Regions from separate parts of the Homo sapiens genome. Here region 2 is linked to region 1. Evidence: read pairs that join two places in POLR2A ChIA-PET (ENCODE). Cell type or tissue: MCF 10A. All regions are shown on one strand. Links, peaks and the distances in the headings refer to the core of each region. The heading gives the core; the rest is flanking DNA.

Region 1 (11,307 bases), core at 1,174-9,173:
GATCATGCTGCTGCACTCCCAACCTCAGTGACAGTTTGTCTCAAACAAACAAACAAAACAAAAAACCAGTTTAGAATGTTGCTTACATATAAACAGCTTAATGGAAAAAAAACATGAGATATTATAGTAAATCAGACTTTTTTCCATACCTAGGCTAAAACTATTTTCTTATTTTATGTCTTTTAATTCTATTACTTGGAAATGCAGCAATTAAAAATAATTTGACTGGAATAATTTACAGTGGCTCACGCCTGTAATCCTAACACTTTGGGAGGCTGAGGCAGGCAGATCACCTGAGGTTGGAGGTACAAGACCAGCCTTACCAACATGGAGAAACCCCGTCTCTACTAATAATACAAAAATTAGATGGGAGTGGTGATGCATGCCTGTAATCCCAGCTACTTGGGAGGCTAGGCACAAGCCTCACTTGAACCCGGGAGGCGGAGCTTACGGTGAGCCAAGATCGCGCCATTGCACTTCAACCTGGGCAACAAGAGCAAAACTCCATTCAAAATTAATAATAATAATAATAATTTGACTGGAATACCCTTTCCCTAAATAATGTAAACTTTACAAAGATCATCAACACCAAAATCTCTATTTTTCTGATTTGCAGAAATACTGATTCTTAGTATCAAGTGGTATTATTTGAAAGGCAATATAAAAGTTTCAATAAATAGGACAAAATCTGCTCTGACCAGAGTTTGATTACTAGCCTAATTAAAATGTTACTCCCCCTTCAAAAAATGTTCAGTATTACCAACACTAATCTGATTATACCCATGTTTTGAAAAGGGTAGTTTTCTGTATGAGGCCACTGGCCTATTACAGCTTTAGAGATACTGACGTAAGAGAATTAAGCTATCCCTTTATGACCTGAATTATGTTCATTTTCTTTCCTCTGAAATGGCACATTTATTGATCTAATCCCTGACTGGTACAGCCCACATGCAATAAGAAGTTCTTGCAGCTTGGCAAATTAGGAAGCACCAGTGTCTCAGCAATTAGGCTATAAAGACAGCCTATCTATGAATCGCAGCCTATCAGAATGTACACAGGACTACGTGTGAGACCTGAAAGTGCCAATGAGCTCCTAAGGGTTAAATCAGGTTAAAGCTACAGCTATGTCTCAATCTCCCAAATACTTCTCTTTGGCTTTCTGATACTTAAATGTACAGTTCCGTGCCCGTATCATGTCCAATTCTGCTTACCTTCATGGCAACAGAAATTACACATCAGTAACAGAATAAGTAAGTTTAGTATATAGATTTTGTTATAGCAAGGTATAACAGTTTCTCAGGTACAAGTTCTCTTTATATATTCAGTTACACTGATATTTAGGATGGCAAAACTCTCATTTTCAGATCATAGTAACTATTTGTAGGGGTATATCTTTGTAGACAGGGCAAAATTAAGAACAAAACAACAAACTTACTGGAAAAAATAAGGACTGACACTTCTAATACCTAGAACTTGATAAATCTGGTAGCAAGCACATACACTAAATTTAATGAGATCTATCTTATATTCAGCTGCCAGTATCCCAAGAGACATTCACTGCAAATAAATTCACTTCACTTTTTTATTATCAAGTTAGGCAATTCGGTCACTTTTTCTCATATCCATGTTTTCTATGATAGTCTAGGTTAAAAAAAAAAGGTATTTAATACTAAAATCTATTTTTATGACCACTACTTGATTAATCAACAGTTCCTGTATATTCAACCTTCTCAAGTAAAACCTAACCATGAGTCATTCAAACTTACTGTGAAGTTGGAGCAAGTTATACACCAGCAATAACACACTCATTTCACCTCTCCTCAGAAATCTGATTATATGTAATTAGCAGTCAATGTTATGACCCCTTAAAATAGACGATAATGAATATGACAAACAGCAAAAGCACAACAACCTGTTTCCACGTTCTGTATGTAATTTCCAGTGATCTGAAGTTTTAAGGCATAATAGAAAGGCCATGTGAAATGCAGAATCACTCATAAAGTTTACACAAAAAACTCTGGAGCTAAAAATATGGTGAACCAAAATTCTAAAAAGCATAAAAGATTAATCCTGTTTTAAATAATACCATATGAGATTACAGAGTTCACAGATGAGCTTAATTTTTTTAAAGAGCATGTGATGTAAATTTATAATCCAATTTTCATTTTTGAGAACATAAGGTAATACTAATTTTCTTGACATACATTCAATTATTAAGTCACAAAGAGCCTGAAGACTACGTATACTGTCATAGTGTCCCATTTATCCCCATTTCTTTTTTTTATATTCTACTTTTGCCCATATAACAAATAAACTTACGTTTTCGATCATCACCACACGCAACTTCAGCAAGGTACCGGAAGTAATCACCCTTCATTTTCAGATAGAAGACCTTACTCTCTGGATTAGTTGCATTGGCTATTAAATATTTATCCAACAATTCCTGAAATAAATAAGACAGAACATTAGGCACTAAACTTCTGCCTACTGTGCATTATCATTAAATGATAAAACTTCTGCCTAGCGGGCATTTCAATCATTTACTACTACAGTAATACTATACCATACCAGCCTGGACTTGAAGCATGTTCTTAGAGCAGGGGTTAGGTTGTTGCCACTAGTTGCCCTGGGAGGCTTTAAATGATGTAGCCTATAGTTTCTAATGGTAAGGCTAGATTCTAGATTACACCAAACATTGTAATTTGAAACAGCCTATCTGTTCACTCATCCATTCATTCAACATTTACTCATACCTGCTAGGTGCTATAACGGATATAGAGAAGACTTAAAATCAGGCCCCTGCCCTCAAGAAGCTCACCGTCTGTAAGTACACCAACTACATACCAAGAACTAAGAAAGATGTGAATACGGTGCTAAGGAAGCACACAGATGGAGTAGCTCTGCTGGAGATGGCCTCCAGTTAAGACAGGCTTCCCAGGGAAAGAGTATTTGAGGCATGAAGAAGGAAAAGTAGAAATGCACCAAACAGAAAACAGGGATGTGCACTCATTTTAGGGACGGGAAACAAAATGTTTAAAACATCAAGTACGAGGGAGAATAGTGCTACTCAGTGCCCTTTGCATTCAAGTATCCATCTAAAATGAGGTAAATACAGGAATCGAGAGTAAGAGGTTTAGAAACTTGCACAGCAATTTAAAAGAATAATTTTAGGTCTACGAAATCTAATTATTTTTTTAAAAAAGTTCTTGAGTATGTCTTTTGTCCCTAATTTCATACAAAGAAATTTTCACTTCTAGTACATGGTATGCTATGCCTTGGAGTATAAAAAGTCACAAAAGACAAATATGATAGAAATCTTCTTAGATTCCATTTTTCTTGATGCTAGGTCATCCATTTAAAAACCTTTTTAGGGCCGGGCGCGGTGGCTCACGGCTGTAATCCCAGCACTTTAGGATGCCAAGGCGGGCAGATAACAAGGTCAGGAGTTCGAGACCAGCCTGGCCAACATAATGAAACCCCGTCTCTACTAAAAATACAAAAAATTAGCCAAGCGTGATGGTGGGCACCTGTAATCCCAGCTACTCAGGAGGCTGAGGCAGGAGAATTGCTTGAACCTGGGAGGTGGAGGTTGCAGTGAGCCGAGATCATGCTACTGCACTGCAGCCCGGGTGACAGTGTGGACTCCATCTCAAAAAACAAAAACAAAAACAAAAAAAGCTTTTTTGTATTAAATATTACAAAGCAAAATGAAATTCTCATAAAAATGTTAAGATACTAATACCTACTTCATTGGTTTGTTTTGAGAATAAAACCAGTAACAGATGTCAAAGCCTGGAATAGTGTCACATGTTAAGTACTCAGTAAATGTTAGCTAGTATCAGCCTAGGTACACAGTTTGAAAAGCACTGCTCTAGGAAAAGTGAAACTAGTGAACGTTTTAAAGCAGGGAAGAGAGAAGATCCTTTTTACATTTTGGAAAAATAACCACAGATACGCTCAGTTAATATTATATAAAATACCATCCATGATACCAAGTTGGCAAGTCTGGAGAATTAACAAGTAAGGTTGAGTCAAATTCACATAACTGCTAAAGAAAAGGAAGGCTGTTTATAAATTTAAAAATATACAATTCTAACCAAGAACTTTCTTCTTGTTTATCTGACTAAAAGTGGTCTAACAAAATGCAATCACTGCATCCATGTCTTTTTTTTTTTTTTTTTTTTTGAGACAAAGTCTCACTCTGTTGCCCAGGCTAGAGTGCAGTGGTGATTCTCAAATGATTCTCCTGCCTCAGCCTCCCGAGCAGCTGGGACTACAGGCGCACACCACCACGCCCAGCTTACTTTTGTATTTTTAGTAGAGACAGGGTTTCACCATGTTGACCAGGCTGGTCTCAAACTCCTGACCTCAAGTGATCTGCCCACCTCGGCCTCCCAAAGTACTGGGATTACAGGCGTGAGCCACTGCGCCTGGCCCATAAGTTATTTTTAAAGAAAATAAACAGAGGCTGCGTACAACAGCTCACACCTACCATCCAAGCACTCTGGGAAGTAGAGGCAGAGGCAAGAGGATTGCCTGAGAGCCCAGGAGTTTGAGACCAGCCTGGGCAACATAATGGGACCCTGTCTCTACAAAGAATTTTAAAAAAATTAGGTGTGGTGGCATACACCTGTAATCCCAGCTACTTGGAAGGCTGAGGCAGAAGGAAGGCTTAAACCCCGGGGGTGGAGGCTGCAGTGAGCCATGATCGTGCCACTGCATTCCAGCCTGGGAGACAGAGCAAAAGAGATCCTGTCTGTCTCTAAAAGAAAAAAACCAGAAAAACATTAAAAATCCTTTAATTGAAAAAATATTTTAAATAGATTAAAAAAAATATATATATATATATATACACACACACACACACACACTTTTTTAAGGGCCTGAGGCCAGAGGAAGTTAAAACACACACACACACACACACACACGCACGCACAAAAAATTAGTATAAAATTATGTATCGAAGTCTCAGAAGTTTATGCATTATAGAAGTCATGAGTATCAAAATTGTGGCTCAAGTTGGAAAGTTGCTGAGCCAGGAGTGTGGCAAAAGAGGTCATTAGGGCCACACCCAAATTAAAGGCAACTGTGACAAGTGCTGCTCCAGTATCACTACACTCTTAACTGTAAAAACAACAGACAAATCAGTTTTTCAGAATTTATTGTGCTCAACATCACCAATATAATTTTAATAGTTTTTTAATAAACTGAGACACTCGAATCTTAAAAAATTATATTACTTTAACTTTTTCCTCTATTACCATTTTCATGTATTATGGATGACTTTCAATTTAAAAACTATTTTTATGAACTGAATTTAGGGTTGTGGTGGAAGGAGGAGGGTAGGAGGCAATAGTGAGATAGTCACAAAAAAAGTTCTAGATCTCAAACTGACTCAGTCATTGGTATCTTTAAATGAGTGGATTCTGAGAAGTAGTATCAAAGAAGGCAAACATAGTATTTATACCGAGAGAAATACCACCTCTGCCTGTACCCACACCAAGGAACTCTAATGTAAAGTAAGATGCCTCTCACTTTTCTTGTTCCTCCAAGTGAGTCAGTCAGTTACAATGAAATTCCACAGGATCTCCAAAAAGATGCCAGCTCTGGTGAAGATATTATTTATGGTCACAAAAAAAGCTACTCAGTACCTTTAAGACCTAGTGCTCTGTTAACTGTGGTAGATTTGTAAGAGCAGGGGCTGAGAAAAGTCTGACTAGAACAATGGCTTAGGGTGAGGAGTAGGGAAGAGAGAAATTTCCATTCTAGCACTAGTCTCTCCTGAGTCACTCATGCTAGATGTGTGGGTGTTCTCAAGGACTGTGGACAAAGGGCCTTCCAAGGATTCAGAAAGCTGCCAAACAGCTACTGCATTCATTACAACACAGCCACTTATGAGCTAACCTCTTCTTTCTAAAATTATTAACTTTGACTACTAGTTTGCATATAACCATTACGTATGATTTACAGTGTTGGGCTTTTACAAAGTGACTTGGGCATTACTTCCATCCTGGAGTTTCAGCCAGGTATCATGGTTCTTTGTCAGATGCCACTAGCTCTCTGTGAAGGAAACAACAGGTACAGAATAGTTCCGTCTTTCCATATACTATCAGTAGTAAAGATGTATACTTTAGCTCAACTAAAAGACATAATGGAGTCTGCTTCATGTCTTTCCCAAATAATCAAGTCTGTATCTGTATTATCAATACCAAATATTATTAATGCCAGATAGAATATAGCCTATAAATGTATAATATTTTAAAATTATTGTAAAAAACACGGATCAGAGACCAAAAACCCCAAACTGACACATAACTCCCTGAAAGTCTTTCCCAGAAGTCAGGAGCGAGGGCCAGGTGCCGTGACTCATGCCTGTTATCCCAGCACTTTGGGAGGCCGAGATGGGTGGATCACTTGAGGTCAGGAGTTCAAGACCAGCCTGACCACCACGGTGAAACCCCATTTCTACTAAAAATACAAAATTAGCCGGGTATGGTGACACATGCCTGTAATCCCAGCTATTTGGGAGGCTGACACAGGAGAACTGCTTGAACCCAGGAGGCAGAAGTTCCAGTGAGCTGAGATATTGCACTCCAGCCTGGGCAACAAGAGCAAAATTCCATCTCAAAAAAAAAAAAAAAAAAAAAGTCACCAGACGGGAGTATAGTTAGATGTTCCCCCACTGATTTCTTCTGTACGTTATTCTTATCAATTAAGCAGGAGCTCCCCCTTGTAAACTCGTTAGCAAATTTTATTATCTTGGGAGTTTTGGTGGGCTAAGACTGAAGGTCCCTCTGGTGCTGACAGTGTTACTTGACTGAGGGTAAAATGTGGATGGTAGTGTGTTCCTTTTTGAGAATTTGAAAACTAAGAGGTCAATGTACTACCCACAATAAAAGATGAACTAGTAATTTGGAACACTCTAGACCAAAGAAACAAGGAAAGTGAAAGGAAAGAATGTAAGTTATTATAGAGGTTGCTTTAGGAAATGCTAAAGGAACTCAGAATAAGTTTAATCTTAGAAAAATAGGATGGGAACAATAGACTATAACACAAAAGCTATAAAGAATAATATAAGAAATGAAACTGTTGAGAAATAATATTAATGCAAATTTAGAACAGTAACTATTCCTCCTTTCCCCCACCCCCATATCTTAGGAAAAAAAGGCTTCCAGAAGAACAACAAAACCCCCATACGATCTTCAAGAGTTAACTATTGTATAAAACAATCCTACCGTCACTTCAACCACTTTTTCAAAATAATTTATTTGGTTTCAGTGGCAAAATTCTGTAACACTCAACAAATTAATCTTTTAATTCTAAATTCATTTATAAGCGATTTCCATTTTACAGAGTAAATAAGCTACTCTATTGAAGAAAGAGTAGGTAACTGTTATGAAAAGCCTTAAAATACACGCAAAATAACAGGAAGCAAAAAAATGTTCTAAGAAGTTTCATTTTCCTAATAGTTTACTGAGGTTCATTAGCAAACACACTATTAACATGCTGAATCTCTAACTTTAGGATACACATATCAGTCATTATTTCTATATTATCAGTTAACCAGCATATTAATAGACCCTAAAATGGAGCATTTCTAAGAAAGATAAAGCCAAATCTAAGCTAGAGATTTTTTTTTTCCCCCTTGAGACCGAGTCTCACTCTGCCAACCCAGACTGAAGCGCAGTGGCTCAATCTCAGCTCACCTGCATCCTTCGCCTCCCGGTTCAAGCGATTCTTTGGCCTCAGCCTCCCCAAGTAACTGGGATAGGGTTTCACCATGGCTGGTCTCGAACTCCTGACCTCAAGGGATCCGCCCTCTTCAGTCTCCCAAAGTGCTAGGATTACAGGCCTGAGCCACGGTGCCCAGCTTAGAGATTTAATCAGTAAAACAAAAAAGGGACAGAGTAACTCTGTGTTATGTGTCAGAATATATGAGTTTTAGAAATTAGATTGTAATTTGTGGAACTTTTATACTATCGTTAGCTCTATAATCTTGTAGGAAATCACACCTTCTCAAGTGTCTGTCTCTGTAACTATGTGATGAGACTATTATGATCTAAAGGTCTCTGGTCTCAGAAACTACCATTTTATGACTATACCTGTTAGAATTAAATCTCATAAAGGATTTGTTGCCTTAACCAAGGAGGCAGTGAATCACCTAAGACTTAATCCAAGTTGATCATATAACATCAATTCATCTATGGAAATATTTTCGATCATTAATAAAATGAATGCATTAAACAGTCAAGTGTCCTTGTGTTATTTTTAAATGTTACTCTAAGAATTGTTGGGGCAGACACAGTGGCTCACGCCTATAATGCCAGCACTTTGGGAGGCCGGGGTGGGCGGATCACGAGGTCAGGAGTTCGAGACCACCCTGGCCAACACGGTGAAACCCCGTCGCTACTAAAAATACAAAAATTAGCCAGGCGTGGTGGCAGGCACCTGTAATCCCAGCTACTCGGGAGGCTGAGGCAGGAGAATCGCTTGAAACTGAAAGGCAGAGGGTTGCAGTGAGACAAGATCACCTGCCTGGGCAAAAGAGCGAAACTCCGTCTCAAAAAAAAAAAAAAAAAAAGAAAAAGAAAAAAAAATTGTTAAGACTTAGAATCCAAGAATGATGAATCAACCCCATTCTGGTGCCCATGTTAAGTTCATTTTCAAAAAAATGAAGTATGGAATGAAGTAAAAATTTTCAGAGATAGAAGCAAACCTTTTTTTTTTTTTTATTGAGACAGAGTTTCACTCTTGTTGCCCAGGCTGGAGTGCAATGGTGCGATCTCGCCCAGGCTGGAGTGCAATGGCATGATCTCGGCTCACCGCAACCTCTGCCTCCCAGGTTCAAGCAATTCTCCTGCCTCAGCCTCCCGAGTAACTGGGACTACAGGCATGCACCACCATGCCGGGCTATTTTTTTTTTTTTTTTTTTTTTTTTTTTAGTAGAGACAAGGTTTCTCCATGTTGGTCAGGCTGGTCTCAAACTCCCGACTTCAGGTGGTCCGCCTGCCTTGGCCTCCCAATGTTGGGATTACAGGCATGAGCCACCGCACCCAGCCAGAAGCAAACCTTATAACCAATGCGACTGATCCTATATGCTGTGGGATTTAGCGGACACCACACAGAAGACATCAGTCAAACTCAAGTTGCAAAGCCTAATCAGATCCTTACATCCTTGTATCCACAAGGTTAAAACTTTTCATTTAATCCTATACCAAATTCCAAACCTCTACAACCACATTTTAACAATGAGGTATACTGGAGTAGTAAAGTGACCATGTGACCTGGCTGCCCAGGACCATTCCAGTTTAAGCCCACTGTCCTAGCAGACAGATCTCATTTTATTGTCTTTTGCTCTACTGCTCTTTTGCAGATACTGTGGTGTGTTTTTGTTGTTTTAACCAATTGAAGGTTTGTAGCAACACTGAATCAAGCATGTCTATCAGAGCCAATTTCCACCAGCGTGTGCTCAACTTCATGTCTCTGTGGCACATTTTGGTAATTCTCCCAATATTTCAAACTTTTTATGATTATTTTATCTGCTATGGCAATCTGTGATCGGTGGTCATTAACGTTACTACTGTAATTGTTTTGGGGTACCAGAATGCATGCCCACACAAGATGGTAAACTTAATCGATATATGCTGTGTCTGTTCTGACTGCTCCAACAATGGGGTGCTCCCAATCTCTTCTGTCTCCTCTGGCTTACCTATTCCCTGAGACACAAAAATATTAAAATTAGACCAATTAATAACCCTACAATGGCCTTTAATTAAGTGTTCAAGTGAAAAGATGAGTTACATGTCTCTTACTTACAAAAGCTAGAAATAATTAAACTTAGTGAGGAAGGCATGTCGAAAGCCAAGACAAGCTAAAGCTGGGCCTCTTGTACCAAACAGCAATGTCGTAAGTGCAAAGAAAGAGCTCTTGAAGGAAATTAAAAGTGCTACCCCAGTGAACACACAAATGATAAGAAAGCAAAACAGACTTATTGATGATATGGAGAAAACTTTATGTGGTCTGAATAGAAGCTGAGGCCAGCCACAACATTCCTTTAAATCAAAGCCTAATCCAGAGCAAGGCCTTAATTCTCTTCAATTCAGTGAAGGCTGAGAGAAGTAAGGAAGCTGCATAAGAAAAATTTGAAGCTAGGAGAGGTTGATTCATGAGGTTGACCGAAAGAAGTCACCTCCAGAACATAAAAGTACAAGCTGAAGGTACAAGTGCGAATGTAGAGCTGCAGTAAGTTATCCAGAAGATCTAGCTAATATCACTGATGAATGAAGATGGCTACACAAAATACCATATTTCCAATGTAGAGGAAACAGCCTCATACCAGAAGATGCCATCAAGTACTTTCATAGGAGGTCAGTATCTGGCTTTAAAGGAAGGCTGACTCTTCAGAGCTAATTGCAGCTGGTGACTTTAAGATGAAGCCAATGCTCATTTAGCATTCCAAAAATCCTAGGGTCCTTAAGAATTATGCTAAATCTACTCTGCCTGCACTCTACAAATGGAACAACCAACCAAGCCTGGATGACGGCATCTGTTTACAAAATGCTTCACTGAATATTTTAAGTCCATTGTTGAGACCTACTGCTCAGAAAAAAAAGATTCCTTTCAAATTATAATTGCTCATTGACAATGCAGCACCTGTTTACCAAAGAGCTCTGAGGGAGATGTACAAGATTAATGCTGTTTTCATGCCTGCTCACATAAAACAACATCCATTCTGCAGCCCATAGATCAAGGAGTAATTTCAACTTTCAAGTGGAATTATTTAAGAAATACATTTCGTAAGGCCATAGCTGTCATAGACAGTGGTTCTTCTGACAGATCTGGGAAAATAAATTGAAAACCACCTAGAAAGGATTCACCATTCTAGATGCCATTAAGAAGATTTGTGATTCATGGGAAGAAGTCAAAATATTAACATTAACAACAGTTTGGAAGAAGCTGATTTCTACTCTCATGAATGACTTTGAGGACTTTTAAGATTTCAGTGGAAATCTTCCACCTGCAGATGTGGTAGAAACAGGAAGAGAAATACTAGAATTAGAAATGGAGCCTGAAGATGTGACTGAATTGCTGCAAACTCATGTTAAAACTTGAACAGATGAGAACTTGCTTCTCATGGATGAGCAAAGAAAGTGGTTTCTTGAGAAGGATCTACTTCTGGTGAAGATGCCATTAACACCGTTGAAATGACAACAAAGGACTGAAAACACTGCATAAACTTAGTTGATAGAGCAGTGGCAGGGTTTGAGAGGATTGCCTCTGATTTTGAAAGAAATTCTATTCTAGCTG
Region 2 (11,307 bases), core at 1,737-9,736, 82 kb after region 1:
TATGCATACCTCAGTTGGATAAAGATCTATGTGATCACTCCAATGATAGAAGTTTGTACAAGGTGTAGGCCGGGCGCAGTGGCTCACACCTGTAATCCCAGCACTTTGGGAGGCCGAGGCGGGTGGATCATTTGAGGCCAGGAGTTTGAGACCAGCCTGGCCAACATGGTGAAACCCCATCTCTACTAAAAATACAACAATTAGCTGGGTGTGGTGGCGCAAACCTGTAATCCCAGCTACTTGGGAGGCTGAGGCAGAAGAATTGCTTGAACCTGGGAGGCAGAGCTTGCAGTGAGCCAAGCGTGCCACTGCACTCCAGCCTGGGAGACAGAGCAAGACTGTCTCAAAAAGAAAAAAAAGTTTATACAATATGTAGATTTAGTAAACAGGAAGGCGAAAAATGATTATTACGCAGAGTCTATTCCTGGACTACCTTGTTTTAAGAATATTGTAGCCCCGGCCGGGTGTGATGGTTCACACCTGTAATTCCAGCACTTTGAGAGACTGAAGTGGGAGGATTGCTTGAGTCCAAGAGTTTGAGACAAGCCTGGGCAACATAACAAGATCCTGTCTTTAAAAAAAAAAAAATTAGCCAGGCGTGGTGGCAGGCACCTGTGGTCCCAGCTACTTGAGAAGCTGAGGTGGGAGGATCCCTTGAACCCGGGAGGTCAAGGCTGCAGTGAGCTGTGATTGCACTACGGCACTCCAGCTTGGGAGACGGAGCGAGACAGGTCTCAAAAAAAAAAAAAAAAAATTGTAACCCCACCCCATATCAATTCCATATTAAGTATACATATTGTTATAGAGAGAGACTTTTATTTTTTAGAGCAGTTTAGACTCACAGCAAAATTGAGCTGAAGGTACAGAGAGTTCCCATATACCTGTTCCTGCAAAGACCATCAACATTCTGCACCAAAGAGGTTGTTACAATTGATGAACCAATATTGACACCCTATTATCACTCACAGTCCATAGCTTACATTAGGGTATGTGTTTTGGCAGCTGTATAATGACAGTATCCACCATTATGACATCATACAGAATAGTTTCACTGTCCTAAAAATCCTCCTTGCTCCGTCTATTCATCCCTTTCTTCCCTCAAACCCCGGGCAACCACCGATCTTTTTACTGTCTGCATAGTTTTGCCTTTTCCAGAATGTCATATAGTTGGAATTGTACCGTAAGTAGCCTTTTCAGCTTGGATTCATTCACTTAGTAATATGCATTTAATTTTCCTCCATGCAGCTTGATAGCTCTTTTTTTTAAAGCACTGAATAATATTCCATTGTGTGGATATACCACAGTTTATCCATTCACCTATTAAAGGACATCTGGGATGTTTCCAAGTTTTGGCAACTATGAATAAATCTGCTCCAAACATTCTTTTATTATTATTTTTGAGACGGAGGGAGTCTCACTCTGTCGCCCAGGCTGGAGTGCAGTGGCATGATCTCAGGTCATTGCAACTTCCATCTCCTAGGTTCAAGTGACTCTCCTGCCTCAGCCTCCCGAGTAGCTGGGATTACAGGCATATGCCACCATGCCCAGCTAATTTTTTGTATTTTTAGTAGAGACGGGGTTTCACCATGTTGGCCAGGCTGGTCTCGAACTCCTGGCCTCAAACAATCCGCCCGCCTCGGCCTGCCAAAGTGCTGGGATTACATGCATGAGCCACGTGCCCAGCCTGCTCTAAACATTCTTGTGCAAGTTTTTGGGTGGACATAAGTTTTCAATTGTTTGGGTAACTACCAAGTAGCGTGATTGTATGTTTCGTTTTGTAAAAAAAACCCAAACTGTTTTCCAAAGTGGCTGTACCAGTTTGCACTCCCATGTTCCTGTTACTCTACATCCCCATCAGCATTTGGTGTTGCCAGTGTTTTGGATTTGGGCCGTGCTAATAGGCGTGTAGTGGTATCTCGTTGTTTTAATTTGTAATTCCCTAAGGATGTATGATGTCGAGCATCTTCTCATACACTTATTTTTCCACCTGTACATCTTTGGTGAGGGGTCTGTATGTTTTTTTTTTTTTTGAGATGGAGTCTTGCTCTGTTGTCCAGGCTGGAGTGCAATGGTGCCATCTCAACTCACTGCAACCTCTACCTCCTGGGTTCAAGCAATTCTCCTGCCTCAGCCTCCTGAGTAGCTGGGACTACAGACACCCACCACCACGCCTGGCCAATTTTTGTATTTTTAGTAGAGACAGGGTTTCACCATTTTGGCCAGGCTAGTCTCGAACTCCTGACCTCAAGTGATCCACCTGCCTCGGCCTCCCAAAGTGCTGGGATTACAGGCATCAGCCACTGTGCCCAGCCTGTTTGAGTCTTTTTCCCATTATTTAGTTGGGTTGTTCATTTTCTTACTGTTGAGTTTTAAGAGTTCTTTGTATATTTTAGATAACGGTTTTTAATCAGAAGTGCCTTATGCAGACATTTTCTCCCAGCCTGTGGCTTGTCTTCTCTTTCTCCTGACAGTCTTTCTTTTGAAGAGCAGACCAGGTGTGGTGGCTCACGCCTGTAATCCCAGCAATTTGGGAGGCTGAGGTAGGTAGGTCACTTGAGGTTAGGAGTTCAAGACCAGTCTGGCCAACACGGTGAAACCTCGTCTCTACTAAAAATATGAAAATTAGCCAGACATAGTGGCTCATGCCTATAGTTCCAACTACTTGAGGGGCTGAGCCAGGAGAATTGCTTGAACCCAGAAGGCGGAGGTTGCAGTCAGCTGAGATTGCACCACTGCACTCCAGCCTGGGTGACAGAACGAGACCCTGTCTCAAAAAAAAAAAAAAAGAGAGAGCCACATTAAGTATTTAATTTGGGGTTTTATTGAGAACATTTAGGCTGGGTGTGGTGGCTTACACCTGTAATCCCAGCACTTTGAAAGGGCTCAGGTGGGAGGATCCCTTGAGGCCAGGAGTTTGAGACTGGCCTGGGCAACATAGTGAGACCCATCTCTACCAAAAAAAAAAAAAAAAAAAAAAAAAAAGAGAGAGAGAAATTAGCCAGGTGTGGTGGTGCACACCTGTAGTTGTAACTGCTCGGGAGGTGGTAACTACTCAGGAGTGTGAGGCTACAGTGAGCTATGATCATGCCATTGCACTCCAGCATAGGCAACAGAACTCTAAAAAAAAAAAAAAAAACCCAGAAAGCTGAGGTCCAGGGAACAGCAGTCATGCCATGTCATTGTTGCCATCACCATGATCACCATCATTGTCAACCATTTATCTAACACCTACCCAGTGTGCGTGCTGAGGCTGGAGAGAAGGATAAGAGGTGGTCCTGCCCTCGGGGCTTGCAGTCGGCTGGGATGATAAGTCCTGCAGAAATTTAGTGGCCGAGCTGCCACTAGAGCTCAGGTCTCTCTCTGGACTCCCAGACCAGGGCTTATCCTGTTATATTGTGGCCTCTTCTATTCTATCGCCACAGTCACACGGGGGTGAGTGTCCTTAGGTGAGATGCTAATTTAGACTATAGATAGATCCTAACACATAAAAAGATTATGTTTTGGATAAGAATGGTGATTCTGGCTCAATGCCCAGTACAGGCATTGGGATGTTATCTGAACTGAGTGCCAGACAAAATGAGATATTAAGAATGCCTGGAGAAGGATCTAATAGGACCTGGCTTGGATCAGGTGTCCACCTCTGGGCCAGTCATCTGTGACCAGGGGCAGAGTCATGGCCTGTTGTAGGGTGGGTGGAGCGGGGAGGGATAGCATTTGGAGATATACCTAATGTTAAATGATGAGTTACTGGGTGCAGCACACCAACATGGCACATGTATACATATGTAACTAACCTGCACGTTGTGCACATGTACCCTAAAACTTAAAGTATAATAAAATAAATAAATAAATAAATAAAACAAGTTGGGAAGCTCCTGCTAAAATCAAAGGGTTAGAGTCAGAGGAGGAGCGGTTCCCCCAAGAAGGCATGCTTCCCAGAAGGGAGGAGGTGTCAGGCAGACCAAGCAGTAAGTGCCCTCTATAATGACAGAAGCTCATTCAAGAAGATATTAAAGATATTTAAAAAGGAGAGAGGCTCTGTCCTCCTGGGGTCAAGGATGTTATAGTACCCACTCACTTAGAATTGAAAGTGAAGGGGAACAAGTTGGCAAAGAACCAAGGGCAAGAAAGCAAAAGACAACCTGCTGTGTGGGAGGTAGTTGAATTTGTGTGGACGCTAAACTGGTACAAATAAGGGAACAGGGAGTGGGAAATGAAGTTTTGGGAGGGAAAAGTTAGGAAGGGGCTAAACCCTGGCGAACTGGATGCCAGAACTGATGCTTTAAATTGTAGACTTTGGGATTGGGTTGCGGGATCAAATAAAGAATGCTCAGTTAAATTCAAATTTCAGAAACACAATGGATATTTGCATGAACATACTTATGCTAAAAGAGTATTCATTGTGTATCTGAAATTCAAATTTAACTGGACATTTTTTTTCTTAAACCCGTTAATCCTATTTGAGGAGCCAGTGAAGGGTTTTGGGCCAATGCTTGCCTGAGGCCATTGACTCGATCCAAACTCCAGAACCTCTTACCTCCAAAATCTTGGGCAGTGAAACTGATGCCCATTACAGTGAATCAGGCTTTGCCAGCTACTTGGTTCCTTTTGAATTCTCCCAGAAAGACTGAATCCCCAGCATGGAGTGTTAAGTATAGTCTTTTAATGTCTCAATGCTTTCGGCTCTGGCACATCTATCCTTTGTCACCGTGGTAACTCAATCTGAGCCACAGAATTCAATTAACCAAATGCCCCATTTCCTTGAGGATGACTAAGTAGTCAAACTCCCCAGGCTTGCTGACATCATCCTTGATCTATTCCTTCAGTGAGCTTGGTTATAAACACAGACGGAAATTAAGAAACAAGAATCACAGATTTGCAAACGTGTTGCTGTCTCTTCTGTCCCCATCCTTACTCTATGGCGGGGAGGTCGCAGGGCGGGGCCTTGGGAAACTGCACAGCTCTGGCTTCCCGGATAGCTGTGAGAAGCAGCACAGTGCATCTTCACAGCCAGGACCCCGAGGGGATTGTTATAGCACACCCAGGAGCGCACTCCCTCAGCAATTTTCACTTACAACAGAGAGGAGTCTGTCGGGAAAACATGCACCCTCTACAAAGGAGTGATTCAGATGACCTGGTCTCAGCTTCCAGCTCCTCTGCTCTCCAGCCGTTCACACACTCCCCATCACAGGAAGATTTGTTAAAAGCCAACCAAGAAAGAGAGAGAATTTGAGATCCTGCACAAACAATCCTAGAAGGTGCCAGAAGCTGCCAGAAGCTTCTTCTTTTCCAAGAAGCCACCACTTTGACTGCAGCCACAAATGACTGCCCACTCCTGCAGGAAGACAGGAGGACCCCAGAGCCCTATGTGCTCTGCCCCTGTCTACAGACCTGCCTCTCACCGCATGCCCACAGTCACCACATGTCAGCCATGGCAAACTACCTGGGGACCCCCAAGCGACCTGCTTGTGGGGCTCTGCACCCTGGTGCCAGTTCTTCTTTTAGCCTGGGGTCCTCCACCTGCCCTCTGCCTCAATGGCTCAGTAGAGCCTTCAGAGCTCACATATCAGCTCCTCCAAAAAGTGGTGCCGGACCCTGCCTCCCGTCCCTGAAAACCGAGCTTGCACTGTCACATTTAACATGTTGTGCCTGACCTATTCTTCTACACTTCTGTCCTCGTGACGTGGGGTCTGCTGGAGGCCAGTGAATGTGAATTTTATCTTTGTACTTGCAGGGCACAACACGACACTAGGTATGGATTAGATGCTCAGTAACAATTTTAAACTGGTTTAAAAGTAATTCCAACATTGCAGAAGGGTCTAAGGCAAAAAATGAATAAAAGTTTCCTGCCACTTCTCAATCTCATTCTTCAGAGGCATCCACATACACGAGGAAAGCAGTCTTCTAGATATTGACTACGCCTGAATGACCATACTACATGTGCACTCAGGCACCGAGCACATAAGCATATGCACAGGACCATATAAGCCACGCTGTCCCATGCTTGCCCTTTTCACTTTAGCAATGTATCTTTTTTTTTTTTTTTAAGAGGCAGAGTCTTGCTTTATCACTCAGGCTGAAGTGCAGTGGTGCAATCATAGCTCACTATAGCCTTGAGCTCCTGGCTTTGAGTGATCCTCCCACCTCAGCCTCCTGAGTAGTTGGGATTATAGGTGAGCCACCATGCCTGTCCAGCAATTGAGCTTTATTTTATTTTTTTGAGATGGAGTCTCCCTCTGTTGCCCAGGCTAGAGTGCAGAGGTACAGTGCAACCTCTGCTTCCTGGGTTCAAGCGATTCTCCTGCCTCAGCCTCCTGAGTAGCTGGGATTACAGTTGTCCACCACCATGCCTCTCTAATTTTTTGTATTTTTAGTAGAGATGGGGTTTAACCATGTTGGCCAGGCTGGTCTTGAACTCCTGACCTTAAGTGATCCTCCTGCTTCGGCCTCCCAAAGTGCTGGGATTACAAGTGTGAGCCACCATGCCTGGCCTGGCCAGCAATATAGCTTTTAAAACTTTCCATGGCAACATGTATAGATCTACATTAATCTATCGATGCATAATATACCATAATAGAAGTCTAGAAAAGTCTATTTAAACAATCTCACATTTTAAATTGCTTTTTTTCTATTTTAGACAGTGCTGTATCCGCATCCCCTCTCTCTCTATCTCTCTTTTTTTTTCTTTTTTTTTTTTTGGAGACAGGGTCTCACTCTGTTGCCCAGATTGGAGTGCAGTGGCTCTATCTCAGCTCACTGCAACCTTCACCTCCCGGGTTCAAACAATTCTCCTGCCTCAGCCTCCCGAGTAGCTGGGATTGATTACAGCTGCCTGCCATCACGCCTAGCTAATTTTTGTATTTTTAGTAGAGACAGGGTTTCACCATGTTGGCCAGGCTGGTCTCAAACTCCTGCCCTCAGGTGATCCACCCACCTCAGCCTCCCAAAGTGCTGGGATTACAGGCCTGAGCCACCGCACCTGGCTGTTATAATCTCTTTTTATATGCACCTATTTGCTTTTGTACATGGGTATAGGACAAATTTCTAGAAATGAAATTGGTAGGACATAGAAAGGGCATTTAGAATTTGTCAAAGGTCTCCGAAAAGGTGGCAACAAATCAAACTCCAAGCACAGGGCAGGAGTCTTTTTCCAGAAACTCTTGCCAACACAATGTAGTCACCTTTGTAATTTTTACTAGTCTGAAGAATACAATTCACTCTTCTGACTGGCACTAATTTGAGAAAAGTTGTATTTTTAAAATGTTATCATTGGTCATTTGTATTTCTTTTTCAGTGAACTACTTAGTTACAATATCCTTTGCTCATTGTCCTATTTGGTATTTTTCGCTTTCATATTGATTTGCCTAGGTCCTTTAGATTTTAATGAAATTAGCCTGTATACATACATACATATATATATATATATATATATATATATATATATGTATAAAATCTCTTCCCCCCCAGTTTGTTGTATATTATTTCTTCTTATTTCTTATTTATTTATTTTTGCCTCATAAAAGTTTTAAATATAAATTTAGTAGTCACATTTAACAATCTTGTCCTGGCTTCTGAGCAGATACGCTCATTAAAAGATACGAGTAAATAAAAGAATAAACAAATTCCTATAGCTCTCATTAATTGTACCATATTTTAGAATATACACAGTCATATTATTTTTATTATTATTTTATGTTAGGTAATATTACTTCCTCACTGAAATTGAAAGCAGGATTTGTGATTTGGACTTCTCAGTAGGCTGATATTCTACTAAGTTCTTGAGTTCTGCCAAGCACCACCTGTATTAGTTCGTTCTCATGCTGTTGTAAGGAATGCCCAAGACTAGGTAATTTATAAAGGAACGAGGTTTAATTGACTCACAGTTTCACATGGCTGCGAAGGCCTCAGGAAATTTACAATCACGAGGAAAGGGGAAGCAAACACGTCCTCCTTCACATGGCGGCAGGAGAGAGAAGTGCAGAGCAAAAGCGAGAAAAGCCCCCTATAAAACCTCAGATCTTATGAAAACTCATTCACTGTCACGAGGACAGCACGGGGGGACCGCCCTATGATCTAATCACCTCCCCCAATATGTGGAGATTACAATTAGGATTACAATTCAAGATGAGATTTGGGTGGGGATACAGAGTCAGACCATATCACACCCATGCCTCAAAGCCCAGCTCCCATGTCTCAGGCCCACGCAGACGTAAGACACCCTGAAAACCAAGCCCATCCCAGTGCCTGCTTCCAGGCCTTCCTCCATCTATGGCCTGAAAGTCTGTGTTTCCCCCAAAATTCATATGTTGAAATCTAACTGCTGAAATGATGGTACTTGGAGGTGGGGCCTTTAGTAGGTGATTACATCATGAGACCACACCCTCACGATGTGATTAGTGCCCTTAGAGAAGAGACCCCAGAGAGCTGCCTTGCCCCTTCCACCATGTGAGAACACAATGAGAAGATAGCTGTCTATGAACCAGGAAGTGGGTCCTCTCCAGGCACTGAGTCTACCAGCACCTTAATCTTGGACTTCCCAGGTTCTAGAACTGTGAGGACAAAATTTCTATTGTTTACAAGCCTATGATATTTTGTTATAGCAGCTGGAACAGACTAAGACACTGCACATGACAGGAGGCACAGCCCAGCCCAGTCCATAGGACCCATCAGATCCGAGGCTGAAAGAGTCCTAAAAGTTGTGCCCAACACCCTGGCTGTAGCATGTGGTGGGACTGCAACCTCGTGGGGTCCTTCATCCATTCCTTCAGGCCCTGGACTGAGTGCATGGAACTTGGGGAAGAGGGGCAGCATTCCTGCCTTCAGGCTGAGAGAACATGTGGGTGCCTGCACAGGTCTGTCCAGCCCTGCCTGCCACAAGCCCACGATAGGCTGCCTGCCGAGTTCTCTTGCTTGGGTCATAGGACCCTGCCTCATTTCCTGGGCCTGGGCCTGGGCTCTTTCCTGCTGACCTGCCTCATGCTCTGGGACACTCCAGCTCTCACCTTTCCACCTCCACAGGTGCTATAATTCTGTGTCTGAACCACACACTTGTTCCTGGAGCCCCAGTCCCTGCCACTCTTCTTGCTGGCCTCCCGCAAAGTGGCATGTCAGTGACAGTACCCCAGTGGGACCCTTCTGTCTTAGTCTATCTGCTGTATTATCTGCTGTAATACAAGGCCATTAACTGGGTGGCTTATACACAACAGAAATTCATTTCTCACAGATCTGGGGTCTGGGAAGTCCAAGGTCAAGGTAGATTTGGTGTTTGGTGAGGACCTGCTTTCTGATTCATAGACGTGTCCTCACATGGTAGAAAGGGGAAGGCACCTCTCTGGGGCCTCTTTTATAAGGGCATTAATCTCATTCTTGAGGGTTCTGCCCTCATGACCTAATCATCTCCCATAGGACTCTCCACCTAATGCCATCACATTGGAGATTAGGTTTTGTAGGCGCTGAAGCAACTCCATCTTGGATGCTAGTCTGCCATGTTGACTTCTGATTAATTCCAGTTCCAGGAATGCCTCTAAGATTTCTGCTTTATCTACTGTTTACTGTAAATCCTCCACACAGGCAAACTCTTTCTGAAGCACATATATCCTTTCTTTATGGTACATAGGCCCTGGGTCTGGGAGATGATAAGGACTTGGAGATCCACCATCTTGCCCAAGACATGCCTTCTGTTCCTAAGCCTCTATTAGATGTTTCTTTCTGAGAAACTGGATTTTGTCAGCCTCTTTCTTTGGCCTCTCAGCTCCCCTTGCCTTTAGGGGTAGGTTTGCATAGATCTGCCTGCCACAGAACAGTTTTCAACATATGGATTTTTGGGGGGACACAGGCGTTCAGTCCATAGCATCTTCCCCTACATTTTGCCTGATTAACACTTATTCTTAGGATCATACTCCCATTGAATGAGTGCTATGTGCTAGACTCTGCTTGATCCCCTGCACATTATTTCCTTTACTGTTCACCAACAATATTTTGCGAGTTGTGTTATATCCCCTTTTACAAACCAGGAAGCCAAGAGTCAGGGAGAGGAAGCCAGTTGCCTGAGATCTCCTAACCTTGAAGGAGGAGGGCCAGCAGTTCAACCCTCTCTCCCTGAGGCTCCTGCAGGCCTCAGCTCCATCTGCTGCACTATAATTCCTTCCAGCCACAGGCCTGCCCCCAAGACCTTTCTCCCACAGACAGTAGTTCAGGCCCAGCCCTTCCCAGCCTACCCTCAGCCACCACAGCCATCCTGAGGTAGAAGTTACTTCAGGCCAGGCATGGTGGCTCACACCTGTAATCCCAGCACTTTGGGAGGCCAAGGTGGGAGGATCACTTGAGCCCAGAAGTTTGAGACCAGCCTGGGCAACACAGTGAGAACCCGTCTTTACAAAAAGTTGTGTAAAAAATTAGCTGCGCGTGGTGGCACGTGCCCATGGTCCCAGCTACGCAGGAGGCTGAGGTGTGAGGAATACTTTAGCCTGCAATGTCACAGCTACAGTGAGCCGTGATTGCACCACTGTGCTCTAAGCTGGGTGACAGAGCAAGCTGTCTCAAAAAAAAAAAAAAAGCAGTTATTTCACCTCCTTTATTGCAGATTGCTACAAATATAAACAAAAAGAAGTAAAAGCATTCCCTTCTTCTTCTGCTCCCACCTAGGGAGAAAACTGGGCTGTTTGGTAAAAGCCTTGGCGGCAGAACGTGTGCATTTGCCTGATCTCTTCAAGGCTCCCCAAGCCACACTCCTCAGAGACCGGTTCAGTGCCCACACTCCCTCCCCAGTCCCTCCCCAGGAAACAAATGTGGTGATGGCTTCCTCCTCTGCCTGCCATGGGCCCAGGCCTGAAGGAAGGAGCCATTAAGCTGAGAGAATGGGCTCTTTCCTCTCTCTTTGTTTCATTTTTAAAAATTGTTGAGTCATTGAATGAAACAACATATGAATACATTATTCTAGTAGATGGATACAGACATATAAAGTAAAAACTTGAGGCCGGGCACGGTGGCTCACGACTGTAATCCCAGCACTCTGGGAGGCCAAGGCGGGAGGATCACCTGAGGTCAGGAGTTGGAGACCAGCCTCACCAACATGGTGAAACCCCGCCCCTACTAAAAATACAAAAATTAGCCAGGTGTGGTGGCACAGGCGTGGTGCCTGTAATCCCAGCTACTCGGGAGGCTGAGGAGGAGAATCGCTTGAACCTGGGAAGTGGAGGTTGCAGTGAACCGAGATCGCGCCATTGCACTCCAGCCTGGGCGACAGCAAGATTCTGTCTCAAAAAAACCCAAAAAACAAAACAACAAAACCTTGAAGCTCCCCAAAAG

The links. Peaks named below come from ENCODE experiments on the same cell type or tissue, not always from the same donor. Only the 100,000 strongest peaks of a DNase experiment are listed, where the experiment ranks them.
Region 2: POLR2A ChIA-PET joins it to region 1 with 5 read pairs; 6 of 35 experiments call an interaction of 5 or more read pairs at or near these places.

The regions. Positions count from the first base shown.
Region 1 is chr2:9,589,073-9,600,379 of GRCh38, forward strand. It overlaps YWHAQ (tyrosine 3-monooxygenase/tryptophan 5-monooxygenase activation protein theta), which reads right to left. Exons shown (of 6, transcript NM_006826.4): 3 at 2,320-2,443. Among named protein-coding and RNA genes, the nearest start is that of YWHAQ, 36 kb to the right of the region's middle. In MCF 10A, for the core only: no CTCF peak of the experiment used is centred there; DNase peaks (open chromatin) are centred at 5,819 and 6,349.
Region 2 is chr2:9,670,789-9,682,095 of GRCh38, forward strand. All of the region lies in intron 3 of LOC105373418 (a long non-coding RNA gene), which reads left to right. Among named protein-coding and RNA genes, the nearest start is that of YWHAQ, 45 kb to the left of the region's middle. In MCF 10A, for the core only: no CTCF peak of the experiment used is centred there; a DNase peak (open chromatin) is centred at 4,793.